2 separate regions of the Homo sapiens genome follow, and region 1 is linked to region 2. Evidence: chromatin loops called from intact Hi-C (ENCODE). Cell type or tissue: CD14-positive monocyte. All regions are shown on one strand. Each heading gives the region's core, and the rest is flanking DNA. Links, peaks and the distances in the headings are about the cores only. Region 1 overlaps TNRC6C (trinucleotide repeat containing adaptor 6C). Region 2 holds the start of TMEM235 (transmembrane protein 235).

What was found. Peaks named below come from ENCODE experiments on the same cell type or tissue, not always from the same donor. Only the 100,000 strongest peaks of a DNase experiment are listed, where the experiment ranks them.
Region 1: it touches region 2 in a loop (3-fold over the local background); 14 of 110 quality-filtered maps call a loop at or near these places.

The regions. Positions count from the first base shown.
Region 1 is chr17:78,095,276-78,107,020 of GRCh38, forward strand. TNRC6C (trinucleotide repeat containing adaptor 6C) reads left to right here. Exons shown (of 23, transcript NM_001142640.2): 19 at 2,470-2,586; 20 at 3,068-3,262; 21 at 7,199-7,269; 22 at 8,139-8,278; 23 at 9,210-11,745. The coding sequence ends at 9,570. Among named protein-coding and RNA genes, the nearest start is that of TMC6, 28 kb to the right of the region's middle. In CD14-positive monocyte, for the core only: no CTCF peak of the experiment used is centred there; no DNase peak of the experiment used is centred there.
Region 2 is chr17:78,229,403-78,237,960 of GRCh38, forward strand. It overlaps TMEM235 (transmembrane protein 235), which reads left to right and starts at 2,229. Exons shown (of 5, transcript NM_001395503.1): 1 at 2,229-2,811; 2 at 4,493-4,573; 3 at 5,191-5,328. The coding sequence starts at 2,622. In CD14-positive monocyte, for the core only: no CTCF peak of the experiment used is centred there; no DNase peak of the experiment used is centred there; H3K27me3 peaks cover 3,339 bases.

The DNA of each region.
Region 1 (11,745 bases), core at 3,624-11,623, 130 kb before region 2:
ACGTGACAGCTGTCCTCAAGCTCCACATGCAGCTGTCCTCCAGCTCCATAGCCTGCCCAGTTAAGGAGATCAACTTGCGGGGAGGGCAGAAGAGAACCTAAGCCTAGGAAATGCATTGGCCTTTGAGATAAGGCAAGGAAATGGCATCTCCAGCCCTGAGCCTAAGAACCAGCCAGCCAGCCAACCTGCCAACCGGGGTGACTTGTAGCTCCAAGTGAACATCGTTTGACTTCCCGGGTGCTCGACGTTTGGGTCTTGAGCCTGCCCTGGCACTTGTACACAGACATCAGTATTCAGCAGTAGCCAGTTCATGTGGCTCATGCCAGGCCTCCCCTTCAGCTCGTGACCAGCACGAGGAACCTTGTTGCTCCACTCTGGTACCTCTCTTGGTTGTGTTTAGGGATACATTAGGGTTTGTTATTGAAAGAAAGGGGAGTACAATGAACATCTCTTCACGTAGAAATTGCTAACCAGAAAGCACTAGCAGGCCGAGCACAGTGGCTTACACCTGTAATCCCAGCACTTTGGGTGGCCAACGTGGGAGAATCACTTGAGGCCAGGAATTTGAAACCAGCCTGGGCAATATAATGAGACCCTGGCTCTACAAAAAATTAAAAATGAAAAAATTAGCTGCGTGTGGTGGCACACGTCAGTGGTCCCAGCTACTCAGGAGGCTGAGACAGGAGAATCACTTGACCTTGGGAGGTCAAGGCTGCAGTGAGCTGTGATTGGGCCACTGCACTCCAGCCTGGGTGACAGAGCAAGACTTCGTCTCAAAAAAAGAAAAGGCCTCCCAAAGCGCTGGGATTACATGCGTGAGCCAGTGCGCACGGCCGAGCTGACACCCTTTTAAAGTAAAGACCTTCTTGAGGGAATTAACACAGGAACAGAGAACAGACAGCTCACACGTTCCCACTTACAAACGGGAGCCCAACACCGAGTTCACACAACACAAAGAAGGGAGCAGCAGACACCGGGGCCTGCTGTATGGTAGAGGGTGGGAGGAAGGAGAGGATTCAGAAACTGCCTGTGGGGTACTGTGCTCACTACCTAGGTGATGGAATGATCTCTACACCACACCCCCACGACGCACAGTTCACCTGTGTGACAAACCTGCACATGGACTCCCTGAACCCAAAATAAAAATTGGAAAAAATAAAAGTGAAGACCTGCAGATTACCCATAAATGTTAACTTGCCTCAGCTCTGGTGCCCTCATTCTAAAGAGGTCCCTTGCAGCAGGGCAGCTGCAAACAGCTGTGCAGGTTGGACACTGCACGTGTCCAGGAGGTGCCACACACCTGGTTATTCACTGCACAACGCCATGTGGGCCTACGGCTGAGATGCCATGGCTTTTCAGAAACCGTCCGATTCTGTTTATGGTCATCAGTTTAGCAGCCAGACTGTGCTCATGTTCCCTCTGCTAGCCAGGATACGTGCACTGGCAGAGTCATTGTCCCAATTAGAGCTCTTTCCATCCTGTGTTCACCCCAACTGTCACCATTATTCCATCCTCGCTCTTCTTCTCCAGCTTCTTGCTTTCTTCACAGAATTGAAAGGGAGAGCCACATTAGAAAATATGAAATAAAACCAAGCAGCGAGGAGCTGAGCTTTTACACAAGGGATTGAGGTGCCTTAAGGATGGCCCATTTATCCTAAGTCTCCCTTTCAGGCACAGGGACAAGCTTTCCTCAAAAAACTACAGTCCTAGGGATAGAATAACTCAAGTCCATATACACAGTTATTAGGACAGATGTCTCTTAATTATTCCTGTATTTAAAAAGGGAATCATGAGCCGGGTGTGGTGGCATGCACCTGTGGTCCCTGTGACTCCGGAGGCTGAGGCAAGAGGATCACTGAGCCCAGGAGGTTGAGGCTGCTGTGCACTGTGATCATGCCTGTGAACAGCCACTGTGCTGCAGCCTGGGTGACATTGCAACAGCCCCATCTCTTAAAAAAAAATTTTTTTTAAGCAAAATATGAGTGTAAGCTGATGGGACACCCCAGTCAGAAGAAATACTCAAATTTTTATGGCAAATTTTGTAATAAAAGGCTTGGAGTTTTGTTCTTCCATTTTGTGGCCATTGTTTGAACTGTGAAAGGATGTAGATTGCCCTGGATTTTTATTTTACCTTATTTGGGAGAGGAAATCAGTGTGGTCCTTTAAAACTCTTAAAACATGGTATTTTAAGCATTCTGGCGGGAATTCTCAAAGAAGCTCATGCTGCTTCTTGCCCTTTGATTCCTCTGCCTTCAGCAACATCCCAGGCCTCCCTGAGTGGGTACAGGGACCCAGAGTAGGAGGCATGCCCCGTTTCTTCTTTCCCACATGTCACTTTCATGTTCAGGCTTCTATTAAAAATGGCAGCCTAGGGAGAGGTTGATTCCTGATGGTTCTCACACCCCACAGTTAGAGTCATGAACCCGGACACCGCCACCACCTTGCTCAGTGCCGTGTTTGGTTCTGCAGGGTCCTCCCCGCCATCATCTCAGAATGCCACGCTGCCTTCTTCGAGTGCCTGGCCACTCAGTGCCTCCGGCTACAGTAGCTCTTTCAGCAGCATTGCATCCGCACCTAGTGTTGCAGGTACGCGCCTGGCCTCTAGACTTGCAGGTAGCATTTTCTTTCTTTTCCCAAACAAAACTTTGACAGGCCCCAGCTTTTCCTATTGGCTCTTTACTCACTCCCTGAGCTGGGAGGCCGTGTGGCGTGATGAAGGATGGGTGGGGGCCTTGCCCAGGCACAGTGGGCACGCTGGGCACATCAGCTTGCACGCACATGGAAGTGGTAACGTCTTCTCCATACAAGTGTGTGGGCCCACTGCCTTCTCTCTTCCTTTCCCCCATGGCCACAAGACAAGGGCTCTGCAAGGTTTTGAAAACTTAGAGGCAAAACACTTCTGGGAATTTGTGGTTACTTGAGTTTGCCAGGGGCTTGACTTGGTGTTTCTTTGCCTATCACACAGTCTGCTGGTGTTAGAGAGCACTCTGTGTGGCTCCCCAAACACAGCAGTGAGTTTTCTTCTTTGTCTCAAGACTGCATATGCTCCATCTCTCTGCCTTTCTAGGTAAACTGTCAGACATCAAATCGACGTGGTCCTCTGGCCCTACCTCCCACACGCAAGCCTCTCTGTCTCATGAACTATGGAAGGTGCCCAGAAACAGTACTGCACCCACGAGGCCACCTCCAGGGTTAACCAATCCCAAGCCCTCCTCCACCTGGGGTGCCAGCCCCCTCGGCTGGACCAGCTCCTACTCCTCGGGTAAGCTCCATGCTCCTCGTGTTCCGATGGGGGCCTTACCCTTTAGGGGATGTGCTTATCACTTTGTCCTGTACCTCCTTTGTAAGGACCCCTGCCTGTAACTCTGGAGCCTGGGAGGGCTTAGGAGGGCACCAGGGCCACCCTAGATGTCCATCCAGGGCAGTAGCTGGGTGAGCCTGGTGTTTTTAGCATCAGCCTAGGTGTGCCGGCACGCAGCAGGTTTGCTCTGGGCCAAGAGGTCCCAGGCAGTTCCAGCACCCATTGAGGGCCCACACTGGCCAATTCTATCCTCAGGAGTGTGGCTGCCCCACACTGGGCCATCAGAGGCCTGCACAGCGCTTTAGGCTCTCTGCCCCCATGACTCCCCTTCGCACAGGGATCTGGATTTCTGCTTTTTATATTTGCTTCTCCACAAGATGTCACTGGGACGTAAGGCTTTTGCAGGCCCAAAACAAAACAAACCCCACCAGTTTGAAAAAACAACTCTCATAATATTGCAGCTTCTCTCAGGTGCTGCATGTCGAACCTCAGAGATGAAAGAAATGTACTGGGAATTTAGGAAACTGAAGATTTACACCAGCGTGGGCAACAAAGTGAGACCCCATCTCCACAAAAAATAAATTAGTGGGGCATAGTGGCACATACCTGTGATCCCAACTGCTGGGGAGGCTGAGACAGGAGGATGGCTCAAGCCCAGGAGATTGAGGCTACAGTGAGCTATGCTTGAGCCACTGCACTCCAGCCTGGGTGTAATAATAATAAATAACAAAATTTTTAAAATCAGCTACAGATAGTGTATTAGTCCATTTTCACACTGCTGATGAAGACATACCCGAGACTGGGCAATTTATAAAAGAATGAGATTTATTGGACTTACAGTTCCATGTGTCTGGGGAGGCCTCACAATCCTGGTAGAAGGTGAAAGGCATGTCTCACATGGCAGCAGACAAGAAGAGAGAGAGAGCTTGTGCAGGGAAACTCCCATTTTTAAAACCATCAGCTCTCATGAGACTTACTCACTATCACGAGAACAGCATGGAAAAGACCTGCCCCCATGATTCAGTTAACCTCCCACTGGGTTCCTTCACGAAACATGGGAATTGTGGGAGTTACAATTCAAGATGAGATTTGGGTGGGGACACAGCCAAACCATATCATTCTGCCCCTGACCCCTCCCAAATCTCATGTCCTCACATTTCAAAACCAATCATGCCTTCCCAGCAGTCCCCTAAAGTCTTAACTCATTTCAGCATTAACTCAGAAGTCCACAGTCCAAAGTCTCATCTGAGGTAAGGCAAGTCCCTTCCACCTACAAGCCTGTAAAATCAAAAGCAACTTAGTTACTTCCTAGATACAATGGGGGTACAGGCATTGGGTAAATACAGTCATTCCAAATGGGAGAAATTGGCCAAAACAGAGGGGCTCAGGCCCCATGCAAGACCAAAATCCAGCAGGGCAGTCAAATCTCAAAGCTCCAAAATGATCTTTGACTTCATATCTCGCATCTGGGTCATGCTTAGGCAAGAGGTTGGTTACCATGGTCTTGGGCAGCTCTGCAGGGTACAGCCTCCCTCTTGGCTGTCTTCACGGGCTGGTATTGTCTGCAGCTTTTCCAGGCACACGGTGCAAGCTGTCAGTGGATCTACCATTCTGGGGTCTAGAGGACGGTGACCTTCTTCTCATAGCTCTACTAGGTGGTGCCCCAGTAGGGACTTTGTGTGGGGGCTCCAACCCCACATTTCCCTTCCACACTGCCCTAGCAGAGGTTGTCCATGAGAGCCCTGCCCCACAGCAAAGTATTGTCTGAACATCCAGGCATTTCCGTATATCCTCTGAAATCTAGGTGGAGGTTCCCAAACCTCAGTTCTTCACTTCTGTGCACCCAGAGTCTCAACACCACGTGGAAGCTGCCAAGGCTTGGAGATTGCTCCCTCTGAAGCCATGGCCCAAACTGTACCTTGGCCCCTTTCAGTCACAACTGGAGCGGCTGGGACACAAGGCACCAAATTCCTAAACTGCACACAGCATGTGGACCCTGGGCCTGGCCCATGAAGCCATTTTTTCCTTGTAGGCCTCTGGGCCTGTGATGGGAGGGGCTTCTCTGAAGACCTCTGACATGCTCTAGAGACAGTCTCCATTTTCCCCATTGTCTTAGGGATTAACATGCAGCTCCTCGTTACTTAGGCAAATTTCTGCACCCAGCTTGAATTTTTCCTCAGAAAATGGGATTTCCTTTTTTTTTTTTTTTTTTTTTTGAGATGGAGTTTCACTCTTGTCACCCAGGCCGGAGTACAGTGGCGTGATCTCGGCTCACTGCAACCTCTGCCTCCCAGGTTCAAGTGATTCTCCTGTCTCAGCCTCCCGAGTAGCTGGGACTACAGGTGCCTGCCACCATGCCCAGCTAATTTTTGTATTTTTAGTAGAGATGGGGTTTCCCCATGTTGGCCAGGCTGGTCTCAAACTCCTGACCTCCCGTAATCCACCCATCTCAGCCTCCCAAAATGCTGGGATTACAGGCGTGAGCCACCGTGCCTGGCCAATTTTCTGAACTTTCATGTTCGACTTTCCTTATAAAACGGAATGCTTTTAGCAGCACCCAAGTCACCTCTTGAAGGCTTTGCTGCTTAGAAATTTCTTCTGCCAGATACCCTCAATCATCCCTCTCAAGTTGAAAGCTCCACAAATCTCTAGGGCAGGGGCAAAATGCCGCCAGTCTCTTTGCTAAAACAACAAGAGCCACCTTTGCCCCAGTTCCCAACAAGTTCCTCATTTCCATCTGAGACCGCTGCAGCCTGGACTTTATTGTCCATATCCTTATCAGCAATTTGTCAAAGCCATTTCACAAGTCTCTAGGAAGTTCCAAACTTTCCCACATTCTCCCGTCTATTTCTGAGCCTTGAGTTCCAACCTCTGCCTGTTACCCAGTTCCAAAGTTGCTTCCGTGCCAAGACCAGCTTGATCAGGGAGACCCTAACCCAGAGGCACTAGAGGAATTAAAGACACACACACAGAAATAGAGCGGTGTGAAGTGGGAAATCGGGGGTCTCACAGCCTTCAGAGCTGAGAGCCCTAAACAGAGATTTACCCACGTATTTATTAACAGCAAGTCAGTCATTAGCATTGTTTCCGTAGATACTAGATTAACTACAAGTATCCCTTATGGGAGATAAAGGGATGGGTTTGGCTAGTTATCTGCAACAGGAGCATATCCTTAAGGCACAGATCGCTCGTGCTACTGTTTGTGGTTTAAGAACGCCTTTAAGCAGTCTTCCGCCCTGGGTGGGCCTGGTGTTCCTTGCCCTCATTCCGGTACACCCACAACCTTCCAGCATGGGCGTCATGGCCATCATGAACATGTCACAGTGCTGCAGAGAGTTTTTTTTATGGCCAGTTTTGGGGCCAGTTTAATGGCCAGATTTTGGGGTGGGGGTGGGAATCACGGGAGTTACAATTCAAGATGAGATTTGGATGGGGACACAGCCAAACCGTATCAGATAGTTGGAAAGTAATGGTTTCTGCCTTTTAGCGGCAGCCTTCAGGGATTTGCTCTGTTGTATTAACCAGAAGAACCTGGGAGCACTGATTCCACACCGGGTCTGGGGACAGGCAGAGGTGGAGAGCAGAGCTTCCCTGGAGATTCTCGGGCCTCATCACCCCCGTCTCTCCTGGCACAGATGGGAAAACACAGGCCTCCCGGGCTGGTGGGAAGATCCAAAAAGTCAGAGTCACCACGGGGAAGTGGGAAGGGGGTCTGCAGGGACTGTGAGGTTTTGGTTTACCAAAGATAGCATGGGCCTCCCAGGCTGAGAAAGGCTTTCCTAAAGCACGCAGTGACGGCCTGTGCTGTCCCACACTTCAGCACAATAAGAAGTGGGGAGGGCCGCACTATCCACTGGCACGGGGCCTTGTCAACCAGGTTCTCCCCTCTTGTTGCAGGTTCTGCCTGGAGCACCGACACCTCAGGAAGAACCAGCAGCTGGCTCGTTCTTCGAAACCTCACTCCCCAGGTGCAATATGGTGCCCCTGCATCACTGAGCATGATCCAGGGAGGGTTCCCGCTTGGCCCCCAATGCAGATGAGGCTGTCTGGTGGGGCAGGATAGTTGGGGGTTCTTGGTCAGGGTCCATAAGTGACGCTGCATGGGAGGAGATGAGCAAGTGCCAGGATTGGCTCCAGCAGCGGCAGCAGATGGGGCCCAGGGGCCTCTTTTAACCATGTTCCTGGTGAATTGTTTGTTTCCCCACCAGAGGCTGGAAAAGTGTGCTCTGTAAATAGAATTGTTTATTTTACAACTAGCCATTCAAGAGTGGTTGGGCCTGGCTGGGCGCAGTAGCTCATGCCTGTAATCCCAGCACTTTGGGAGGCCGAGGCCAGGGATCACCTGAGCCCAAGAGTTGGAGACCAGCCTGGGCAACATAGCAAGACCCCATGTGTGTATTTTTATAACATTTTTTAAAAGAGTCGTTTGGCCACATCAGACTGTGGGGCTAGCCAGTCCCTTCCCGGGACCCAGGCCACACCCACCTGCACGTCTCCCAAGTCTGTTGTCAGCAGCTGGACCCAGGTGCCTTTTGCAAACCAGAGGCTCTGTGCGACGTGCTCTGGTGAAAGGAGAGCAGAATTCAAAATGGGGTTTTTCTCCTTCCTCTGATTAGCCTAACTTATAAAATGTAACTGAAGCATCCAAGTTTTTAGTTACACGTTTGGCCACAGAGATATAAAACGTTAATGTTGTAAAACCACATATTATTAGGCCTTTTAAAGAAAAACATTCCTAGTGTTTAGTGTATCCAATTTCATACGTTTTTTCTTTGGAAGGCTGTAGTGAAAGAAATCAGAAGAAAGCTCATTCATGTCCCTGTGCTTCCTCTATCAGATTGATGGTTCTACACTGCGGACATTGTGTTTGCAACATGGGCCTCTTATCACATTCCACCTGAATCTGACTCAAGGCAATGCTGTGGTCCGGTACAGCTCCAAGGAGGAGGCTGCCAAGGCCCAGAAGTCTCTGCACATGTATGTTTTCTCACAGCCACCTCAGCGCTCCAAGTAGCTCCCCATCCCCCAGAGCATTAGGTTAGGGGTGTTGCAGGGGTGTCCTGAGCCACCATAGCAGAATCCCACAGGCTGGCCACCCTCCCACTTCTGGAGGCTGGAAGTCTGATACCCAAGATGAAGGTGTGGGCAGGGCTGGTTTCTCCTGAGGCCTCTCTCCTTGGCTGTAGACAGCTGCCTTCTCCCTCTGTTCTTATATGGTCGTCTCTTTGTGCATGTCTGTGCCGTAATCTCTCCTTATAAGGACACCAGTCCTGTTGGACTAGGGCCTACCCATGTGACCTCATCTAACTAACTTAATTCCCGCCTTAAAGACCCCATCTCCAAACGTAGTCACATGGGGAGGTACTGGGTGTTAGGACTTCAACAAAGGAATTGGGGAAAGGCGACACAGGTCAGTTCCTCACAGGTATCTTGGGACTTACTGGTTTTTTTCTGCTGCTGAGTTGCTGTGTCTACTCCCTCCCTGTGACACATTCCTACACAGGGCCCAGCAGTGGTCCTCACAGCCAACCCTTCACCCTAGTGAAAGGTTGCTTTTGATAGAAGTACGAGTAGACCTGATCAGTAACATCACTTGAGACGTTGGAACCTAGAAATTAGTCATTCCTGTTTTTAGCCCAGGATGCAAATGACACTGACCCTAAACGAGCCCACATTTAATGATCTGTTCACGCACTTGAAGATGTACTCTGTGTACCAGTACGATGTTGCCACTAGAAGTCTGAACTGAGCAAAACATTCACAGTCTGGGTTTGGAAATAGCAGTGGCAAAACAGAAGCCACAGGATGGCTTCCATGTGGGGCCGTTCCCAATACAGAGAAAGCCAGTGCCACGAACTCAGCAGGACTTGGGGTGGCCCTGTTCACGTGCCCCATCTTGCTGTTGCAGGTGCGTCCTGGGAAACACTACCATCCTGGCCGAGTTCGCTGGTGAAGAAGAAGTGAATCGCTTCTTAGCCCAAGGCCAGGCGCTGCCACCCACTTCCAGCTGGCAGTCCAGCAGCGCGTCCAGCCAGCCGCGGCTCAGCGCAGCGGGCAGCTCCCATGGCCTGGTACGCAGCGACGCTGGCCACTGGAACGCCCCGTGCCTGGGTGGCAAGGGGAGCAGTGAGCTGCTGTGGGGCGGGGTGCCCCAGTACTCCAGCAGCCTGTGGGGCCCGCCCAGCGCCGACGACAGCAGGGTGATAGGCAGCCCCACGCCGCTAACCACCCTGCTGCCTGGGGACCTGCTCAGCGGGGAGTCCCTGTAGGCTCTGCCATCATCAGCACCAGGAGAGCCGACCCCTCCCGGGACCCCTCCCGGCTGGGCGGCCCCACAGACCCGCTGGAACCCAGCAGCGGCCGCCCTTTTGAGTACCTCTGTCCAGGACTGAAGACGAACCTTGGCCGCAGTCCTTGCGAACTGTTCGCAAAACAGTGCGGGCTGCGGTGGGTCAGCGTCACATGCTAATGACAGGATGTTCCTCGTAGCTTTTTATTTTGTGCGTCTTATGTTTGTATAGTGTGTTGTCATTTTGATTTTTTTTTTTTTTTTAAGTATAAAAGCTGCTTAGAATAGTTCTATCATGAAGGGCACTTTTCAGATTGTGGGCTGGAAAGGGTTATTTTATCTGTGGGGGAGGGAGGGAGACGTGAAGCCTATTTAAAATGAGCCTGTGACGATTATGCACATGACCAGAGGCGGCCGGTAATCAGGGCAGAGTCTGGTGTGGACCGCCGGGCGCAGAGCGGCTCCGCGGCGGGAGCTGAGCGGAAGGCGCGGGCTGCGATCTGCTCTCTGTTCCCCTGGATCCGCCTATGCACATTACCCTTGTTTCATTACTTTTTCATGTCATTTTTTTATCCCAAAAAATATTTTTTAAAAGTTAAAAAAAGACATATCAAACATGCAAATACTTGAATCCAGCAGGCCAATAGTGAAATGTGAACACTTTCTAATTCTACACTTCCAGGTTGACATCAGTACACAGAAACAGGCTCTAGGAAAAATTTCTAAGTTCATAGCCTACGTGTGTGTATGTGTGCGTGTTGAAACAGAAGTGTGTGTGTGTGTGCATGTGTGGCGCGTGCTCCTGCACGGCGTGCAGTTTTCTGTGTTTGTGTGTTTGAAAGCGTGTGAGGATTTAACTGTGGGTTTTCCCTTGTATTCAGTATACGCTTTTTTTTTGGCGCATTGGTCAAACGGTTGTTATTATTAGCTTCTAACTTTGCACTGAGTGTCCTCGCCCTTCCTTTAGCTAATCCTATACATTACAGAGAATTCCTAGGACAGGGCTGGCGACAATTCATGTGTAAATGTTTACTCAAGGACTCTGTGACTGCGTTTAAAAAGTACAGTGTATATCTCTGGAGAAATAACATGTATACCTACCTTTAGCAGCTTTTTATTGTGGACTAATGCAAGAAAATTATTACCAGAGTATTGCACCATTTTTCCATTTGGAATATAAAGTTAAAGAGAAAAAAAAAAAAAACTGTTGTTGAACTGTGGCCATAGATACTTGTAAAGAATGGATGGTTCCGTGGAAGGAACAGAAACAAGCACTTGGGCGTGGGTTGTGACTGCTTTTGGGGGAGCCTGGGGTTTGGGCTCCCACCTGTTTACAGACCTTTTTTTCTCCTTCAGACTTTAAAATTTTAAAAATTTAAAAAGGAATTAAAAAAAAAAAAAGACTTCCGTCGTAAAGAAACCTATTTTCAGAATGCAGATGCGTTCCTTCAGAGCTCTGGGACGGGACAGTGTTGTTCCCTCGGCCATCGTCGTGGACTCTGTCGATTGCTTTCGCCCCTTCGTCAAGGTGACAGGCGTTGTGGCCACTGTCTTGCACATGCCGGACGCGCTCTCAGGAAAGCCAGGGCTCCCGAGGGCAGCTCCACACCATTTCATGTATTTTTAAACCCAACTCCTAGCACTGAAGATGTTATTTAAAAAAAAAAAAAACAAAACAAAACAAAAAAATGAAAAAAAAGAAAAAGAGGAAAAAAAAACACAAAGAAGAAAAATACCTAATCTCTAATGTGTAGCAGTTACATATTTACCAAATAATGGACTCAAAAGAAATAGATGTTTGAAGAGTGCTTTATATATTAAAAATTGCTTTATGTTTTAAAAATGATCAATGTTTTGATTGTTTTGCAAGGAAGAAAGACAATGGAATAACATACCTTCAAGTATGTTTTAAAAAATATATATATGAACATTGTGCTCCCTGCCTGCTTGATCAGGAAACTTGTGCATTACATTTTTTTAATTAGCTTTTTAATGGTTTTATCAAAACAAAAAAAATACAAAAAAAAAAAAAAAAGTCCTGCAAGACTGCAGATCCACAAAAGCTGGTTTTATAGAGGATCATGAACTATGCACAAACTGGGTTCAAGACTTTTTTTCTCAAGTTTAGTAGGATATTTAGAAAAACCAACCTTCC
Region 2 (8,558 bases), core at 24-8,023:
CAGGCACACGCCACCAGGCCCAGCTAATTTTTGTATTTTTAGTAGAGACGGGGTTTCAGTATATTGGCCAGGCTGGTCTCGAACTCCTGACCTCATGATCCACCCGTCTCAGCCTCCCAAAGTGCTGGGATTACAGGCGTGAGCCACTGCACCTGGCCAAAACCTCCTCCTAGATAACAGTGGCGTTAAGCATTTTTTTTTTTTTTGAGATGGAGTCTTGCTCTGTTGCCCAGGCTGGAGTGCAGTGGTGTGATCTCAGTTCACTGCAACCTCTGCCTCCCGGGTTCAAGTGATTCTTCTGCCTCAGGCTCCTGAGTAGCTGGGATAACAGGCATGAGCCACCACTCCCAGCTAATTTTTGTATTTTTAGTAGAGACAGGGTTTTGCCATGTTGGCCAGGCTGGTCTGGAACTCCTGACCTCAAGTGATCCTCCCACCTCGGCCTCCCAAAGTGCTGAGATTACAGGCGTGAGCCACTGCACCTGGCCTTTTTTTGTTTTTTAAGACAGGGTCTCACTCTGTTGATCACAGCCACAGCTCACTGCAGCCTCAACCTCCTGCCTGGGTTCAAGCAATCCTCCCACCTTGGCCTCCCAGGTAGCTGAGACCACAGGCACAAGCCACCATATCTGGCCCTACGTAAGCTTTATGTGGGTGCAATAACAGATCTCAAACCAGCTCTCAGCTCAAGAGAAGGGGAAGCTGGGCACAGTGGCTCACGCCTATAATCCCAGCACTTTGGGAAGCCGAGGCAGGAGGATCACTTGAACCCAGGAGTTCGAGACCAGCCTGGGCAACATAGGGAGACCCCTGCCCTCCCTGTCTCTGAAAAAAAAAAAAAAAAAAAAAGAAAGGAGAGGCTGGGCTTGGTGGCTCACACCTGTAATCCCAGCACTTTGGGAAGCCCAGGCAGGAGGATCACTTGAACCCTGGAGTTTGAGTCCAGCCTGGGCAACATAGGGAGACCTTGTCTCTAAAAAAATAAATAGAGTGAGAGAGAGAAGGGGAAGTCACCGGGAGGACACACATGGAGCACGCAGCCCAAATGGGGCTCCTCTGTTCTCCCTGCAGAGTCAGTTCGTACCTTTCACATGCACAAAGGTGTTGATCCAACCGAAGCAATATTGATTCTTGTTATATTGCTTTATTGTGGGGTCAGTGTCAGAGTACCACGAGTTTTCATCACGCACCGTTCTTTCCCCAGCTGCAGTGTGTTTAGGGGGGGAACGAGGCCCCACCCCCTATCCCTATCGCCTCTGCCTTTATAACGGCTGCTACTCTCTGAGCACCTGTTGAGTTCTTTCACCTTCCAGATCTAATGTGCTATCCCCACCCCTAGAGAACAGGGCTGCTGGATGCCACATGGCTCCCAGAGAGGGGCTGTGGTCAGGGAAGCCCCAGCTCCAAGGGGGCTGGAAAACCCCAGAGCTGCCCACGTGCGGCAACACAGTCTGGTGCTGCAGGTGTGAGGACGGCTACAAAATACCTGAGCCATTCTGTCACTCTGTCTGAACTCTGTTTGAAATATTGTTTCAATAACTGCTAGGCTGGTTTTTCCTTCCTGACTATATTCCTCAAACCAACAAGAGCCTAGCAGAGGAAAGCATGGCCAAAACGCCCCAAGAAGAGAGCCTTGGCTTCACCTCCAAGGGCCACCATCCGGGAGGATGTCCTCAGACCTCTGATCCCCTCTCTGCAGGCTCTGCCCAGCCCTGTGTGGCAACCCAGAGGAAGCCTCCCCTTCGTTTGAGATTTAACCCCAGACCTTAGGCGATGGCTGCCCAGCCTGTCCCTTCCGCCTGTGTGGCTGCCCACGCGGGCGTTGCTCATGGGGCTAGTCCTGGGTGGATGGGTGGGGGCCTCTCGCCGGCTCCTCTGCCTCCCACCCCCACTGGCACCCCACGCCTGTCCTAGAAGGTTCTTTCTGCCTGTTTTCTCCGTGAGTGACTGGACAGGCAGAGGCCGGCCTTGCTGGAGGGGGCATTTGTAATTATGAGTGAATCCAAAACAAGGTTTTTTCCTTCCGCAGCCCCCCGCCCGGCTGTGGGGCCCAGCCACTGCACTTCACCGGATGCCGTCTGGTTGGTCCTCAGGACTGATACAGACCAGGACCCCAGGGCCAGCCCGTGCCAGGCTCCTATGCTTCCAGGAGCACGGGTGGGTGGTCCTGCTGCCTGGCCGGCCATCCTCCTGGGGTCGGTCTCTGGCCGATCCTCCCTCCTCCTCTCAAGCCCTGCACAGCCCGGCCAGGCAGGTGCATCTTGTTTGGCTGCTGAGGAGCCGGGGGTTCAGGGAAATTAAGGAACGTGCCCAGGGACCCGGGGCCAGCCCGTGGGGACGCTGGGATTGGAGCCCAAGCCCCAGGTTCGCCGCGCGGCTCTCGACTTCCTCTCCTTTCCCCCAGGGGCGAGCTCAGCGACCGCAGAGAGGTGGGGTCGATCTCCCTGCGACCCCAGGGGGCCCGCGAGGCCAGTGCGCGGGCAGGAGCGGGGACGTGCTCAGAAGAGCCGGGCGCCGCCGCGCCCGCCCGCCCCCCGTCCCCCGGCTCCCGGCTCCGCGCGCCCCCCGCCGCCCCCGGGGCCCTGCTACCCCCGACCCGTCCCCTCCCGCCGGCCGCCCCCATGGCCCGGCTGGGCGCGCTGCTCCTGGCCGCCGCCCTGGGTGCACTGCTCAGCTTCGCGCTCCTGGCCGCCGCGGTCGCCAGCGACTACTGGTACATCCTGGAGGTGGCGGACGCCGGCAATGGCAGCGCCTGGCCCGGGCGCGCAGAGCTGCTCTCCTCGCACTCGGGGCTCTGGCGCATCTGCGAAGGTAACCGGCCACCGCGCCGGCCCTCCTCCCTCCGCGACCTCGTCCCTCCGACACCCCCTTAACCCCGCCCTGCTCGTGTTGCCCCGCCAGACCCCCTTCCAGGACCCCTCTCTTGCATCCCGCTCTGCCCCAGGGTGTCTCTCCGCTCCCTCCCCATCACCCTCCGTCTTCCCCCAAAACTGACAGCCCAAGGGCTACAGGAGGGAGGGAGCCCAGTTCGGGGCCCCTCACAGCCGGAGGAGGGGGCTGTGGGGCGACAGTGGGGGAGGGAAGCCTAGAGGTGTGTAGTTGGGGGGCCTCATCCAAGTCACCAGGGGTTGTTTCTTGATCACGCTCCCCGGGGTTTGGGCCTGGCAGCCCCTTGTCCCCGTCCCTGTCAGGCACTGTCAGAGCTGTTCACCCCACACCTCCTGATGCCGCGGGGGCAGGGGTTCCAAATGTGTACAGAGGCTTCAGAGTCCGGGGAGAGAGAAGGGGATCCCAGCAGGCTGGAGGGTCCACAGGGCCCCCTCCGTTCCCCCCAGCTCCCTCCTCCGGAGCTGGGGCCAGCCTGGGGAGCTTCCCCTTCACAGCGCGAGGGCTGGCAGGGCAGGGGTGTGTGTGTGAGTGAGCATGTGTGTGCATCTGAATATGTGTGCATGTGCTGAACATGAACATGTGTGAGCACCTGGCTGTGTATGTAAATATGAATATGTGAGTGTGAGTGTATGTAGTTGTGTGTGCATGTGAATATGAGTGTGTGAGCATGTCAGTGTGCATGTGTGTGCATGTGAGAGTGTGTGGGCATGTATATGAGTGAGTGCATGTGTGGGTGGTGCACATGTGCTGGTGGCTTCCTCAGTGCAACTGGGGAGGAGTTAGGAGCCTTGTGTTCATCCAACAGACTGCCTAACTGTGCTCCAAAGACCTCCTGACATGCACCTGTGTGCACGTGTGCACACGCCTGTGCCTATGCAGGTGGCTCTGCACGCGTGTGAGAACCAGAGAGTATGTATGCCCACATGACACGAGTCAGGAAGATTCCAGAGCGAGGCTTCCCAGGAGCCCGTTTTGTACACCCTTTTTCCTTTCAGGCAAAGCCTGAGTTCCACACACAAACGCATTACAAGGACCCCTGCCTGAGGGACTCTGAGGGGGCCTCCATGGAGCGTTTGAAAGTTTAAACATGCACCTGTGCAGGCATAACTTGCACGTGAAAATAAACAAGGTGAAGGCTGGGCCCGGTGGCCCACGCCTGTAATCCCAGCACTTTGGGAGGCCGAGGCGGGTGGATCACGAGGTCAGGAGATCGAGACCACAGTGAAACCCCGTCTCTACTAAAAATACAAAAAATTAGCCGGGCACGGTGGCGGGTGCCTGTAGTCCCAGCTACTTGGGAGGCTGAGGCAGGAGAATGGCGCGAAACCGGGAGGCGGAGCTTGCAGTGAACCGAGATCGCGCCACTGCACTCCAGCCTGGGGTGACAGAGCGAGACTCCATCTCAAAAAAAAAAAAAAGAAAAAGAAAATAAACAAGGCTAAAGGTCTTGGGCCTTTTCATCCCACTTGGAGTCCCAGCCCTGAGTTTCAGCAGAAGAGAAGCTGGCAGGGCCCTGTGGTGCCAGGGGGTCCCCTGGGCTCGGGTAGGCTGCTGGGTGCACCACAGCGTCCAGGCCCCAGGCTTCGAGGCCTATGTTTCCCAGGGCAGAACGGCTGCATCCCGCTGGTCGACCCTTTTGCCAGTGAGAGCCTGGACGTCTCCACCTCGGTGCAGCACCTCATCTGTGAGTCCTGGGTGGGGCCACCTCCCCATCCTTTCCAAATATTCAGGCAAGGCAGATCCCAGCCATCCCCATCCCCATCCCGCAGCACTGCTTCCACTGCCCCTGCGTTTCCAAGAGGACGTTTCCACGCAGACCTGTCCCAGTGCTGTGCTGCTGTCCCTAACCACAGGTGCCCAGCTCCCAGCCTATCCTGTTTTCCCCTGTCTCAGTTTCCCTCTCAGTGGTGATGGCTCATCCCTTTGTTATTGGGGAAGCCAGGCAGCTCCCAGCTTGGCTGGATCCTGCGGGCCTTGCAGACTCCTGGCTCCCCATTTAGGACTCGATTCTTCCAGATGGCCTGCTGTCTACCTGGCTGGCACCTTCCACCTGGCGGGTTGGGGGACATGTGAGGCCTGGGGATGGGGGCTGGGAGTGTTCTGGGGACGCCTCCCCTCCTGGCCTTAGGAAGCCCCTGCCAGAGTCAGAGGGGGCCACTGGGAGGGTCCAGTGGTGTCCACAGAGATGGGCGTCAGCCGCTTTTCCTGAGAAGACGAAGCACCACGTCACTGTCCTCCGGCAGACAAGTGCTGAAGGGCCCACCTGGACCAGAATTCTCACCTGAGCCCCCTTTCCTGCAGTGCTGCACCGTGCAGTCATTGTGGTCCTGCCCCTGAGCCTGGTCCTTCTCGTGTGTGGCTGGATCTGCGGCCTGCTCAGCTCCCTGGCCCAGAGCGTGTCTCTGCTGCTTTTCACCGGCTGCTACTTCCTGCTGGGGAGTGAGTCTGGGGCCCTGGGGGAATGGCTCCAAAGATGGGAGCTGGGCCACAGGTCCCGGGAGTGGGGTGCTGCCTCTCCTGTTGCCCTCGTCCCCTGCTCCCTTCTGGGCGGGTGCTGAGTCTGGCGATGGAGCCGTGGCAGGCAGCTCCCTGTGGTTCCAGAAGGTACCCATGTATATTTGTTCTCACGTTGCTATAAAGAAATGCCTGAGACTGCGTAATTTATAAAGAAAAGAGGTTTAGGCCGGGAGCAGTGGCTCATGCCTGTGATCCCAGCACTTTGGGAGGCTGAGGTGGGTGGATCATCTGAGGTCAGGAGTTCAAGACCAGCCTGACCAACATGGTAAAACCCCATCTTTACTAAAAACACAAAAATTAGCTGGGCTTATAAAGAAAAGAGGTTTAATTGGCTCATGGTTCTGCATGCTGTAGAGGAAGCATGATGCTTGGCTTCTGGGGAGGCCTCAGGAAAATGACAATCACAGGCGGAAGGCCAAGGCAGGGAGCCAGCATTTCACATGGCTGGGACAGGAGGAAGAGAGTAGGGAGGTGTTACACACTTTTTTTTTTTTTTGAGATGGAGTTTCGCTCTTGTTGCCCAGGCTGGAGTGCAATCGCATGATCTCGACTCACTGCAACCTCCGCATCCTGGGTTCGAGCAATTCTCCTGCCTCAGCCTCCTGAGTAGCTGGGATTACAGGCATGCGCCACCACACCCAGCTAATTTTGTATTTTTGGTAGAGACGGGGTCTCTCCATGCTGGTGAGGCTGGTCTTGAACTCCTGACCTCAGGTAATCCACCTGCCTCAGCCTCCCTAAGTGCTGGGATTATAGGTGTGAGGCACCGTTCCCAGCTGGGTGCTACATAGTTTTTTTTTTTTTTTTTTTGAGACGGAGTCTCGCTCTGTCTCCTAGGCTGGAGTGCAGTGGCGCAATCTTCGCTCACTGCAAGCTCTGCCTCCCAGGTTCATGCCATTCTCTTGCCTCAGCCTCCTGAGCAGCTGGGACTACAGGCACCTGCCACCACGCCCGGCTAATTTTTTTGTATTTTTAGTAGAGATGGGGTTTCACCATGTTAGCCAGGATGGTCTCAATCTTCTGACCTTGTGATCCTCCTGCCTCGGCCTCCCAAAGTGCTGTGATTACAGGCATGAGCCACCATGCCCAGCCCTGGGTGCTACATACTTTTAAACAACCAGATCTCAGAACTCACTCACTATCCAGAGAACAGCACCAAGGGAAATGGTGCTAACCCATTCATGGGAAGCCACTGCCATGATCCAGTCATCTCCCACCAGGCGCCCCCTCCAACACTGGGGATTATCATTCCACATGCGATTCGGGCCGGGACACCAAACCCTAGCACCGTGATAGGAGCAGGGCTTCTGGTTGTGGGTCAGAGCCTGGGACAGGGAGGAGCACCGGGGTCCAAGCTTCTTGGTGCGGGGGGCATGAGGGCCTCCAGGGCAACCCCAGGACCTGCTCTACTGGGTCAGATCATGCGGGGGGGCCTGGGGCCAGCCCCTCACCACACCCTTCTCCTTCCTGTACTGTCCTGGTGGGAGGAGCAAGGGTTCCGGGGTTTGGCACAGATGAGGCAGGGCCAGGCATGAAGGCAGGTGAGACAGGGCACCAGAGGCCTCAGCTCTGACCCCAGCACAGGCTGAGACTGTAACCGGTAACCACCCATCCACTGACGCGGCTCCAGCTCTGACTACATGCCGAGTGCTGGCCAAGTGCTCCTCCGAAGGCTCCTCCGAGGGCCCCCCAGTCCCAGCTGCAGGTGAGAAATCTGAGGCCTGGAGAGGGCCGAGGGCCTGGGCTCCCCTTCACCCCCACTGGTGCTGTCTCCTCAGTTTCCACCGACTGCCCAGCACTGGCTGTTGCGGAAGGTGGACTAGGGGCTCCTGACAGTCTGTCCTCAGCCGCCCCTGTCAATCAAGGCTAGGCCCGAGCCAGGCCCTGATGTCTCAGGCCAGCTCCACTGTCAAGGCTGTGGCCACAAGGAGCAGACCATCCAGGGCTGGGGGCACCCTCCCTGTTTCTCTGGGAGGCCTCTGTCACTGAGGAGGCCCGACTGGGTGCAGAGATTGGGGAAACCAGCAGCCTTGGTATTGGTCACAGGCCACATGAGAACAACAGTGAAGTCAAGGTCTCCTCTAGACAATGAAATCAGGAAGAATCCAAATGACCTGACCCTGCGGCCCATCTGTGAGTGTTCAAAATCCAATTAAGAGGACCTTCGGGAGCCAGCGACTAGAGTGTAATTGGGTTGGGATTGTAACCAGAAGAACTTACAGGGACACGGACCCTCTGCATTGTGCCTGGGAGCGAAGGCACCGGCTAGGGGGTGGAGGGGCCGGAGGTAGCTGGTGGATGGGTGGGGGTTCCACTGCGACTCCAGCCTCCCCAGGCAGAGGGGGCCTCCATCCTAGTATGAGGGTCAGCTGTGGGCCGAAGCACAGAGGGCTCTCAGGATGTCACACCAAAGGCACCTGCCCAGGGTCAGCTCGGCCCTCACCCCTCACTAGCACTGCAAGGAGGGGGAGGGAGATAGAGGGCCCCAGATCGATTGGGTGCCCTTCCCTGAGACAGGATCTTGGGGGGCCTGGGGGACCGACAGGGCCCACGGTGACAGAGTCCTTTAGAGTTTCCCAGCTTGAGGTTGCAGGTGCCAGCCGCAGAGGCCTCCTTTAGGAGGTCTGCCAGGAGCTGAGCCTGGGCCCCATCACCAGGGATTTGGGAGGTACTTCAGGTCCCAGTTTGGGAGCTTACTCTTCACCTTCATTTTGGGAGAAAGGCCGTGTCCTCGGCCAGGCTACAGGAGGCAGCTGGTGTTTGGAGAGGGCTCAGCTGGTGGGGCGGCCTGCCAGGAAGTGGGGCCTTGGGCTGCAGCTGCAGCCAGTGCTACAGGCAGAGACAGGCAGAGACAGGCACCTCCTGCCGCACGGTCAGCCCCCGCTGCTGGGGGCTGACCCCCACCCCTGCTTCTCCCAGGGACCGCTTCATTCAATTTGGCTTCACATTCTTCCCCAAAATAAATCCATAATTTCTGTTGCTACGCTGCCCAGCCGGGCAGGCATCCGTGTGTCCTCCCTCCCTCAGCCTCCCCATGCCTTCTTCTCCCCACTCTCTGTCCCACTCTTCTTCCCAAGTTTGGTTCCCAGGAGGAATCACAGAAGACCAGGCTGTGTTGTGCCCCTTCACTGGGCACCAGTGAGATCCAGACC